Regions from separate parts of the Mus musculus genome. Here region 2 is linked to region 1. The links are chromatin contacts, found by Hi-C or POLR2A ChIA-PET in ENCODE. All regions are on one chromosome and are shown on one strand. Each heading gives the region's core, a stretch centred on a gene start or an enhancer-like site at or near the end of the contact. The rest is flanking DNA. Distances are from core to core; before and after follow the strand shown. Region 1 holds the start of Necab1 (N-terminal EF-hand calcium binding protein 1). Region 2 holds the start of Tmem64 (transmembrane protein 64).

Region 1 (5,137 bases), core at 1,011-3,510:
GACTTAAGAAGGTAAGGGAGCCAGCCCTGTTTATAGATGAAAGCTCCATCAGGACAGGGAACTTACATTAAAAGAACTTGGGAACAACTGCACCTACATAATAAGATGAGATTTAAAATTTTGCTTTTAATAACCTGCTGTTGAACACGTGAGCTTAGAATGGTAAGTCTGTCGGGTGGCTTTCTTTGCTCTTTCATAGTCTCTATACATTCCTCAGCAGAGAATCTCCAGGATTTGTTAGAGGCAATAAGATAAAAGCACGGGTAGTGCTCAGTGTCCTCAGAGGGCAGAGCACAGATTAGGCACAAAAGGACAGAGGTCCCACTTGACCTCAGGACTAACTTCTTGGCAGATTGGTTTTCTTCCTCATAATAGTCTGGATGAGCAAGGTCCTGATTCCCTCCTGATCCTGGGGATTGCACACTCATGTGTGCAGCCCTGTCTTTACAATGACCCAACCTAGTTCCTGGAGGCAGGGCATGAAGAAATAATTAGAGCATAGACTGAACCATTGCAGAGATTTAAAAGAAAAAAAAAAAACCTACAACAATGTGTTGCAGTAAAAAGTGGAAATCATGTTTTCATGGGGAGAAAATGGTTGGCCCCCAAAGCCTGAATCCTGTGTTGGCACTGCATGGTGATGTGGGGAGAAGGCTGCCTGGAGGTGGGGTTGAAGCTTCGATTAAGTCTTACACAAGTTTTAATTATTGATATAAATTTCTCAGCCAATTTTTTAAAAAGTCTAGATAATTCCTTCACGACAAATCAAAGACTCCTTGCCCCTCCCCCATTATCTTCAAAATCCCTGACTGGCCATTATGATAGTTGATGTCCTCACATTTTCATTTTTCATACTCAAGTGTATTTAGCCTCTGGCCCACCTCCTTCATGCTTGGACTTTAATAAGGAGTGATGGCTTAGAGAAGGGGAGGGGCAGGGACAAACGAGGCTCCTTTGCATGCTTTGCCCATTTTCCATCATGCTAAAAAAGGAGCGGCTAGAACTGTCCCCACTGAGCAAGCCAGACACTACCTGGGGGAACAGAGTGAATTTTACATGTGAACAGCAGCTAGAAGAGCCAGAACCCAGAAGGCAAGCAACCCAGGAACAGGAAAGCCAGGAAACAAAACAAGGCAGCCGGGTGAGAAACAAACATTAGGGACAAAGCGAAGCGGAATCTAGGAGCAAATTAAATCTAAAACTGAGAGAGAAAGAGGGGGGGGGGGAGAGAGATTACAGCATAAGGAGACAAAATAGCACGGAAAGAATGGTCAGGCTAGAGATGCGAAGCAAGGAAGTCAATTCCCAAGCAAGGAATGGGACCATAGGGAAAACCATCAAAAGCTAGAAGAGAAGGTTAATGATAGTAATTACAACTTAGGCAGGGCAGGTGGTGGTGGTGGGGAGAATAATAGGGAAGGCAGCGGGCACCAAAAGAGAAAAAAAAATCATTATGATAAAAGAGACCTTGGCTTCTGTTGTAAAATAAGAAAACGAATACGTTCAAAGAAATTGTTTTTGAAGGTAGCTGGGAGTAGCTGGAGGGGCATCACAATGTCTAAGGCTTCCGTCAGCGCTCCCAGCACAAGGGAGAGAGAGTGCCTGCCAGTAAATTGGGCAGCAGGGATGAGACCGGAATCAAGTCCTACACTGCTCAATGGGAGACTCTCCATTCCGGGCAGAAGCCCTAGGTTCTGGGAAGTCGAACTTTGGGGGCTCCTTAAAGCTTATAATCAAAGCTGCAGGTCTGGGACAGCTCTTTACAAGTTGGGTGGCAGTCCTTTCTCTTGCATTTATTTGCCTAGGGTCCTCTGGGGAACAGCAGATAGGAGATAGTTTGAGTGGAGGTCTGATAGCAATGCCAGCAGCCAACCGCTGCTCCTGACCCCTCCCCTCTCACAGAGGTGATGCCTAATGCGCCCACCTAACTACTTCAGCTATACTTACGTCGAGGAAGATGGACATGCCCTTGGACAGTTGCAGGGTAGAGCTGAGCTCTTCCGAGGAGTTGTTGGAGGAAGGCGAAGTCTCCCGGGAATCCTCCATCCTCAGCGGTCCTGGCGCTGGCGGGCAGACTGGGCGGGATGCAAAGGCTCTGACCTGGTGCTGTCTCAGCTGCTGCCTCCCCGCGCCGCGCCACCAGGGTCGGATGCAAGTGGGTGTTCGCTCTGAGCGCGCGCCTCCCTCTGCTCTGCGCGGACTCTCCTCCCTCTCCCGCCTCTAGGCTTCAGCACGCTAGCTCTCGCCGCCCCCTTCCCGTGGCTGACTGCACCTCACTGGGGATCCGACTTAGCAACACTGTAACTCCCCTTGCCAGTGAGCATTCCCTGGCCTTGACAAGCCCTTAGTCACTTGCCAGAGGTAACCTTCTGGACCCTGCCCACCACACCGCACTTTACATGACAGAGCAGATCAAGCTTTGTCCTGAGCATCAGAGGGGGGTGGGGTGGGGGGGTGGGGGGGTCAGAAGCACTGAGGGAAAACCATGAGTGGGAAGAAGGAATCGAGTTTTGCCTACTCCATCCTTGATGGAAACAGAACTCTGTGCCCCCCTCACTCCTCCCCACGCCCAACCTGGTTTCTGGATTCTGTCCTGGAAGGGATAGCTAGTTCAGTTTTGGATTAAGGCACTGGGTCTGGCCATCTGCCTTAGTTGCTTTTTTATCTTGTGGTGTAGCAAATTGCTAAATCTTTAAAGCTTAGTGTTTACGAATCGGCAAAACGATCACCAGGGTGGTGCTTAGCTTATAGTTCCACTGCTTGCACACTTGGCACTATCAGGTGTAGGGAGGGAGAGGCAAGCCCGGCACAACACAGACAAAATGTAGGGAGATAACTTGCCTTGCGCCAGTCGTCCTGGCCATGAGCCTTCTTCCAACACCATGGATTCTGGCGTTTCCAACCTCCCTACCTCCCGGCTGCTCTGAATCTACTGTTTACAGAGAGTGAGTTTGCAACTCTGGCTGAACGTTGGACTGTGTGTCACTTAGAGTGTGTGTCAACTTCAAAATGTCCTAACAGATGAATGAATTGTCATTCTTCCTGCAGGCTTTCTTCGTGCCTAGACCTAGAAGATCGTACTTTCTGAGCTGGGGTGCATCAAAGGCTTTTAAGAGCTGCACCCTTCCAATGGTACATTTATTCGTACTCGGAGTTAGGAACTCACTCCCACAAAAGCAAAACAAACAAACAAACAAACAAACAAACAAACAAATTAAGGCCTGAGTTTCACTTCTGGATTCATGTTCAGTTAGCATGTGGTTGTCCCTAGCGTATTTTTCCTCTCTCAAAGCGTCTCAGGCAATCTTTATGAGCCCAGAATTAATAAGCACTTAAAGAAGAAGAGCTACAGAAATTAAGCAAAGGTCAGTGACTTCAGACCTGTAAAGTCCAGGGATAAAACGCAGAGCTTCATTAAGTCTAGAGTCACAAACATGATTAGAGAAGATATTGATTGGAGCTGTGCTTTGAGGACTATTAGTCTTGCATCTTTGTGTATTTATACCTTATTAACTTCGAGTTATCTTATCTGAACAACTAGAATAGATTCTTTCCTCTGACAATTGCTTAGCAAAAAGAAATGAAAAATCATGAAAAAATTCCAGTCAACCCATCAAAGAAATACTGATCATTCAAATCACACAGAAACAAGAGAGATGCTGACAATGAATGTTATCGAGTTTACAAAAGCACCATATTTGTTCCTACTATTGACTGAGGAATATATCTGTGTCAATAAACATAGCCTAAGTCTGGACTCTCTAACTTGTGTGGGTCTCTCTGCCCTCAAATTCAGCCTTGTGAAATATGCTTGTGCTCATCCCATGGAAACAAGCCTAGGTGAAAAAGCAGATTTTCTTAGATTATAAATGAAAAACAGGAAAATAACCTGTCACTAATGTTCAAAACTAGAGAACTAGCTGCAACAGTGCAGTAAAGTGACCCCTGCTCCCTTTGCTGACAATGCATGCCAGCTTGTGTTTCTTCTAAGGAGCTATCAAGAAGGAATGTAGGAAGGCTGGTGGTTAAGCCTAGTGGTTAAGAGTACTTACTGCTCTTGAGAAGACCTGGGTTCAGTTGACTCACAGATGTCTATATCTTCAGTTACCCACATGATGCAATGCATACATCTAGGCAAACACTCATACACATAAAATAAAAATAAATACAAAGAATAAGAAAAGTACGGCGAGTGTGATTGCAAAGCCAGAAAAAGTACTGTCCGTGAAATCCTGGCTGAGTTCAACACCATAGCTCATAAAGATGGGAAGAAAGAATGGACTTCACGGGTCTCCTCTACAGGGACTTCATGACAGCTGTGCCCACACATAAACACAACATAACACACAGATATGTACACACATCATACACACATATACACACACACATACCACATTCATACACATACATGTACCACATATACACACATATGCACACACACATCATAAACACCACACACATACACATCATACACACCACACACACACACACACACACACATCATACATCCACATATACCACATTCATACACATAAAGACATATGCACACACACACACATCATACACACCACACACACACACACAGACATGCACACACATATATGCACAGTACATCATAAAATACACACGCACACACACGCAGACATGCACACACATATATGCACAGTACATTATAAAACACACACACATAATTTTAAAAGAAGAAATGTAAATCATTAAACAACTTGCTCGTTATCATTTCTTTTTTGTTTTGTTTTTGAGACAGGGTTTCTCTGTATAGCCCTGGCTGTCCTGGAACTCACTCTGTAGACCAGGCTGGCCTGGAACTCAGAAATCTGCCTCCCAAGTGCTGGGATTAAAGGCGTGCGCCACCACTGCCCAGCTGTTATCATTTCTTTTAATGATTTCCACAAGAATTGTATTCTGCTACAGCTGACTTACCTCTATGATGAAGATAATGGTTAGGGAAGGCTCCACCAGAACTGGGTAACAATTAGATTCTCATTCACAGCCAAATTCAATCGGTTTTACAAAGTCGTAACCGAACATATTTTTGGTTTTCTTTTTATCTAGAGAGAGAGCCTTTTGAAAACTGTTTTCACACATCGTTTTGCTGAAACACAGATGCTGTACTGCT
Region 2 (5,137 bases), core at 902-3,401, 120 kb after region 1:
GGCTTGTGCTAGGAGAAAAGTACCACAGCTCTTTGGCAGGCAGACTGGTCCTTCAGATGAGAGTCATCAGGGCTGTCATCTTTGAACAGAGGCCTGCAGAGCTTAATATGAGTAAGGAAAGGGAAACTAGACTTTCTAAGAGACAAGGGAAGACTATTCACCAGAGAGAGGTCAGCAGAGGTAGAGTGTGAACAACCTCAAGTAGGAGACTTGCGAATGCAAGAGAGAGCTAGGAGGCCAGTGTGCTAGTGTGGGAAGGGCAAGGGCAGTGAGGTAGGGATGGCAGCCAGGTGAGGTCATAAACACCTTTGTAGGCCAGGGGAGAGAGTTAATATTTTCCCATAAGGGTTTTAGGCTGATCATGCTGTGTAATGCAGCAAGGCAAGCCTCCTTTCCCATTGTAAAATGTAATCTTCATAATTCTACAAGAAATAAATTCTAGTGGCACAAGAGTGGAAACGTCCAGTTACAGTTTACACTGCAGTGGCCAGAGCACTGTGCCCAGTGGACACAGATGGTTATCTTGGATAGGCATGTGCTGCATAAATATGGGTGAACTGATCCAAGACTGGCCTGTGCAGAGCGCTGGCAGCCCAAGAGCTGGCTCAGAGCTAAGGGCTCCGCATCTGGATTTTAGTCTGCAATGTGAACTGGAAGCGAACACAAGGCTTCTGTACGGTATGGGAGTAAATGACAGAGCAGAAACGGAAATAGGAGTGCCTAGATGATGATGATGATCATCATCATAAAATATTAAGTAATATTTCGGCAGTCTTTCGGATTCTCTTCACAAGGTCCAAGTAGCATATTGATGCCTCAAGGTTTAATTTCTCAGACTTATTCTCATTCACACCAGTCAGAAGTGATGATATCACAGTGCCCTGATAATATAACTCTCACATGTCCGTGGTTTTTCTTCTCACTCATTTATATACTTCCATCAAGAAGTAACTGGGATTCTTACTCTTCACTCTGTGGAACACCAATAATTGACAATGGCAAAGAGAGAAAGGATTTTGGAAGGTTCCTAAAGCATCTAAAAGCTAGTCACAAGTCACTTGGCAGAATATATCGTGGAGACTGACCCAAACACGAGGCCTGGACATAGAAGTCAGCCTACTATGACCGAGTAGAGAATACAGGGAATATTTAGTACACCTACTACTATTCAGTCATCCATAACCATGGTCTTAACGGTTGCCTGTGTATCAATGTCAAAATTTCTAGGAGTGATAATTCATGTCAACGCCATATTCCTATTTTCAAACATCCACTGGAATGCCACTTTTGGGTGGATATCATGGACATCTCAACTCTGATGCATCAACTTCATTTGTACATAGTTGTAATATTTTCCTTAAGTCAATGGCTTTCTTCTATCTACTATCTCAGATAAGAACTCTAGCTAACATCTTTGATTCCTTACCTTGCTCTCCTAGCACTGGGTCAGTCATAAGTCTATACATAGCTCGTGAAAGGGCTGGTAACAGCAACCCTTTTTATAAAGGTCTTTTGAGGAATCTTTTCCACTCTACGCAGCACAGTGCTTGGCATTCAGGAAAGGACTAGGGTCTAGAAGGCACATTCTCTGAAGAGTGGCTCTTCACAACCAATTCCCTGGGCTCCTAAACAACCGAGTTATCTAGAAGCCACTGGGAGACTTTGCTCTCTGGGATGGTACAATTATCCTCCTACGAACAGATAAGAACTCCTCCCCTAAAGTCGCCAGACAGCTTTTGGGGGAGAGCGACACCCCACTGCTGGTTTGCAGGAAAGGTCAATCAGAAGCCAAAGAGAGGCACTTGGCAAGAGTCCCAGCAGCTGCGGCCAAGGGTCTTTGACACGCAGGCACGCGCGCGCCCGTGGAAGCTGAGAGCGCGCAGCCCCGGGTCCCCTTTCCGCTTCCCGTGGCCTCCCTCCGCCTCACTCTTCTGCCCCGGGCAGCCGAGGCCTCCGTTGCCTGAGAGACGCGGGTACCTCGCCACTCATCCGCAGCACCAGCCGGGCGTCACGGGGGCGTGACCGACCACCCAGCTATGTCTCCGCCCCCTCTGCGCGTGCCCCGCCCCTCGGGCCCAAGGGGGCGGGCTCTGCGGGCGCGGGGTCCAGACTCGACCGACTCCCGGCGGGACCGCGTCTCGACCGCCGCTGCCGCCCTTCTCCGGCCGTTCCCTCCCCGCGAGAGGACGCAGGGAGCCGAGGCCTGGCGTGCGGGGTGCCATGGAAGGCCGCAGGCGGGGGGACGCGGCGGGAGTGGAGACACTGGCCGGCTGAGGCCGAGGCATGCGGAACCCCGGTGGGAGCCTGCCCCACACGCTGCCCCGGGCCTTGCAGCACGCCGGTCGGACGGGAGTCGTGGAGCAGCCGGGCCGCTGGGCACCGGAGCGGACAGCGGGAGGGGACCGCTCGGAGGACCGCCTTCCCCGCGGGGGCGGGGCCAGCGCGGCGGCGGCTGCTGCTGCGGCGGCGGCCTCGGGCGCCCTGCTCGGCGCCTATCTGGAGCGCCACGGTCTGCCCGCGGCCTCGGACTTGCCGGCGCCGGCCGGGGCGTTGGCAGGCGGCCCCGGGAGCGGCGGCGGCGTGGTGGTCGGGGTGGCCGAGGTGAGAAACTGGCGCTGCTGCTGCCTCGGCAGCACCTGTTGGTGCCGGAGCCTCGTGCTGGTGTGCGTGCTGGCCGCCCTGTGCTTCGCTTCCCTGGCCCTGGTCCGCCGCTACCTGCAGCACCTCCTGCTCTGGGTGGAGAGCCTCGACTCGCTGCTCGGTGTCCTGCTCTTCGTCGTGGGCTTCATCGTGGTCTCCTTCCCCTGCGGTTGGGGCTACATCGTGCTTAATGTGGCGGCCGGCTACCTGTACGGCTTCGTGCTAGGCATGGGGCTCATGGTGGTGGGCGTCCTCATTGGCACCTTTATCGCTCATGTGGTCTGCAAGCGGCTACTCACCGCCTGGGTGGCTGCCAGGATCCAGAACAGCGACAAGCTGAGCGCCGTTATCCGCGTCGTGGAGGGAGGAAGCGGCCTGAAGGTGGTGGCGCTGGCCCGGCTGACTCCCATACCTTTTGGGCTTCAGAATGCAGTGTTTTCGGTAAGTGGGGTCCCCCTGGCCCCTCCTTCTCGTGCTCTCTCCAAATTTGTCTTTTAGAGGCCTTGTGACCACCCTAGGAGGCGCTCTGTATGACAGAAGAGTCATTGACATTTTTATGGCACCCTGAAAAAAATTACACTACAAATTCATATAACACAGCCCCTTGGAAGACCTGATAAAGAACTATCCCCCCCCCCCCCCCCCGTGCGTGTGTTTGTGTATGAGTTTGATAAAAAAAAAGTACTTTGGTAGCTCTTGAGCCATAAAGCTTTGTGACTTGACTTCCCCAGCTTTCTCTCTGCCCTGCATAAATGCAGCAGGGTTCAGATTCAGGTTTCTGGTTATATTGGAGCATGGATCGCTTTTGTTTTTAACAGTGGAGGAGGAGACAGCAGTAGACCCCAAGTTCTTGGAGTTTCCTAAATTTGTAGTAAGCTTCTTAAAAGTAGTTTGCTGTCTTGGAAAAGCTGAGAATCCTGTTTATCTTTGTTTAGAACTCTATTTGAAGTCACCTGGGTGGTTCATAAAAACAAAATGAGCACCGGCTCTTCTTACACACATTATCTAAAGACTCTTGCACTTATGGTCAGAGGTTTAGTTTATTCTGTGTAGGCTTCTATAGCGAGGATGCACCTGAGTTAAAGGTATAAATCATTGCTGGTGAGGTGGCAACCACTTGATGGGAACTTTATGGCCTTAGGACAAATTATGAAACCTAATCCGACTATGTTTTGTTTTCTAGCCCAGGCTATCCTAGAACTCACTGAGTAGCTCAGGCTGACCCTAGACTGGCAGTGATTCTCCTGCCTCAACCTCCCTTAGTGCTGTATTACAAACATGAATCCCCATGCCCAGCTTTGACTTTCCAGAAAAAAGACTGAATGGGTTTCCCACATTCAGTGATTGCACATTAGAGTTCATACCTGAGATTCCCAGGTATGCACCCGTCAACTGAAAGGAAACTGCATGTATTGAGAGATAGCAGTAAGTTTGGCCTCAGCCTTTCTCAGCTTTTATTGTTTCATGTTGTGAAATATGAACATAAACTTTGATCAGCCTTATAATAGATCAGCTGTACCAAGGCTTGGAAATATGATGGAGGATTAGGAGCATGTATAGTTTTAATTCTGGTGGTGTGATCTGTCTCTGGCACAACCTGCATCTTTTCTTGTCTACATAGTATGTGACAACTGCTATTCTAGGCTCTCTCCAGGTATCTTCCATTCTTCAGCTGGTACACATGACTTCCAATAGTTGTTGCCTACAACAGATGAGAAGACTATGCTGGTAGTCTGCTGTCCTGTCTTAGGCGTCTGCTGACCTTGGCTAAGGTGTCTTGTTCTTTCTGCACCTTAATTTGTTTGCAAAGTGAGGAAAGTATTGGGCCTGGCCTGTTAGGCTACTGGGATTACATGTGATATATATGTAAGAGTCTGACTTGCATTTCAGTGTTTATCTACTGTTTGCTCTTTATGTTGTAATCACCTATGGTCGTCTCGGAAGTAAATAAGTGGTAGAGCCAGACTTTGACCTATGGCTTAGACAGAGCCTCAGCCTGTGGCCCTCTCTGTTTCTTCATGGAATATTTATTAGCTAGTAAAGTCATGGATATTGAGGAAGATATATACTGATTACAACTTTTTCCTTTCCTAATGTCTCGTATATATTAAATTCATAAGAAGTACTATACTACTGCAAATAGTTTGAGGTTACTCAGTTTGTAGTTGAGTTTAACAGGGGTCAGGAGCCTTTCATTTTGGCATTACTGGATCAGGAGAAAAAAATAAAAAATTCTATTACAGGAGGATATTGTTACCATTTTAGATAGAAGAAAACAAAGCCTCATTTATTTATCTTGGAACTTTTAGAGTCACCTGCCGAGGCAGAACTGCAGTTGCAACATGTAATCAGCTGATGCAGTGTGTGTTTCTATACAGTTCTCAAACACAAACAGGCAGGATAGGTCAGGAAGCCACTGGATATGGTCTGTTGATTCACATCCTCCTCGGCTGTCTTCTCGCAGGAGAGGCCCTTTCAACCTCAGCAGTTGGCTGTG

The links. Hi-C counts contacts between places; a loop is a spot of excess contacts on that map. ChIA-PET counts read pairs that join two places held with the same protein, here RNA polymerase II (POLR2A).
Region 2: a loop to region 1 is called in a map of left cerebral cortex, with 2.9 times the contacts of the local background. The contact joins the promoter of Tmem64 here to the promoter of Necab1 in region 1. A Hi-C loop is called at or near these places in 1 of 37 maps with a recorded cell type or tissue (left cerebral cortex). POLR2A ChIA-PET finds 5 or more read pairs at or near these places in 2 of 5 experiments (both embryonic stem cell).

Annotation. Positions count from the first base shown.
Region 1 is chr4:15,146,871-15,152,007 of GRCm38, forward strand. Necab1 (N-terminal EF-hand calcium binding protein 1) reads right to left here and starts at 2,261. Exons shown (of 13, transcript NM_178617.4): 1 at 1,948-2,261. The coding sequence starts at 2,046.
Region 2 is chr4:15,263,669-15,268,805 of GRCm38, forward strand. It overlaps Tmem64 (transmembrane protein 64), which reads left to right and starts at 2,152. Exons shown (of 3, transcript NM_181401.3): 1 at 2,152-3,081. The coding sequence starts at 2,284. Gm51436 (a long non-coding RNA gene) reads left to right here and starts at 3,089. Exons shown (of 2, transcript XR_003955370.1): 1 at 3,089-5,137.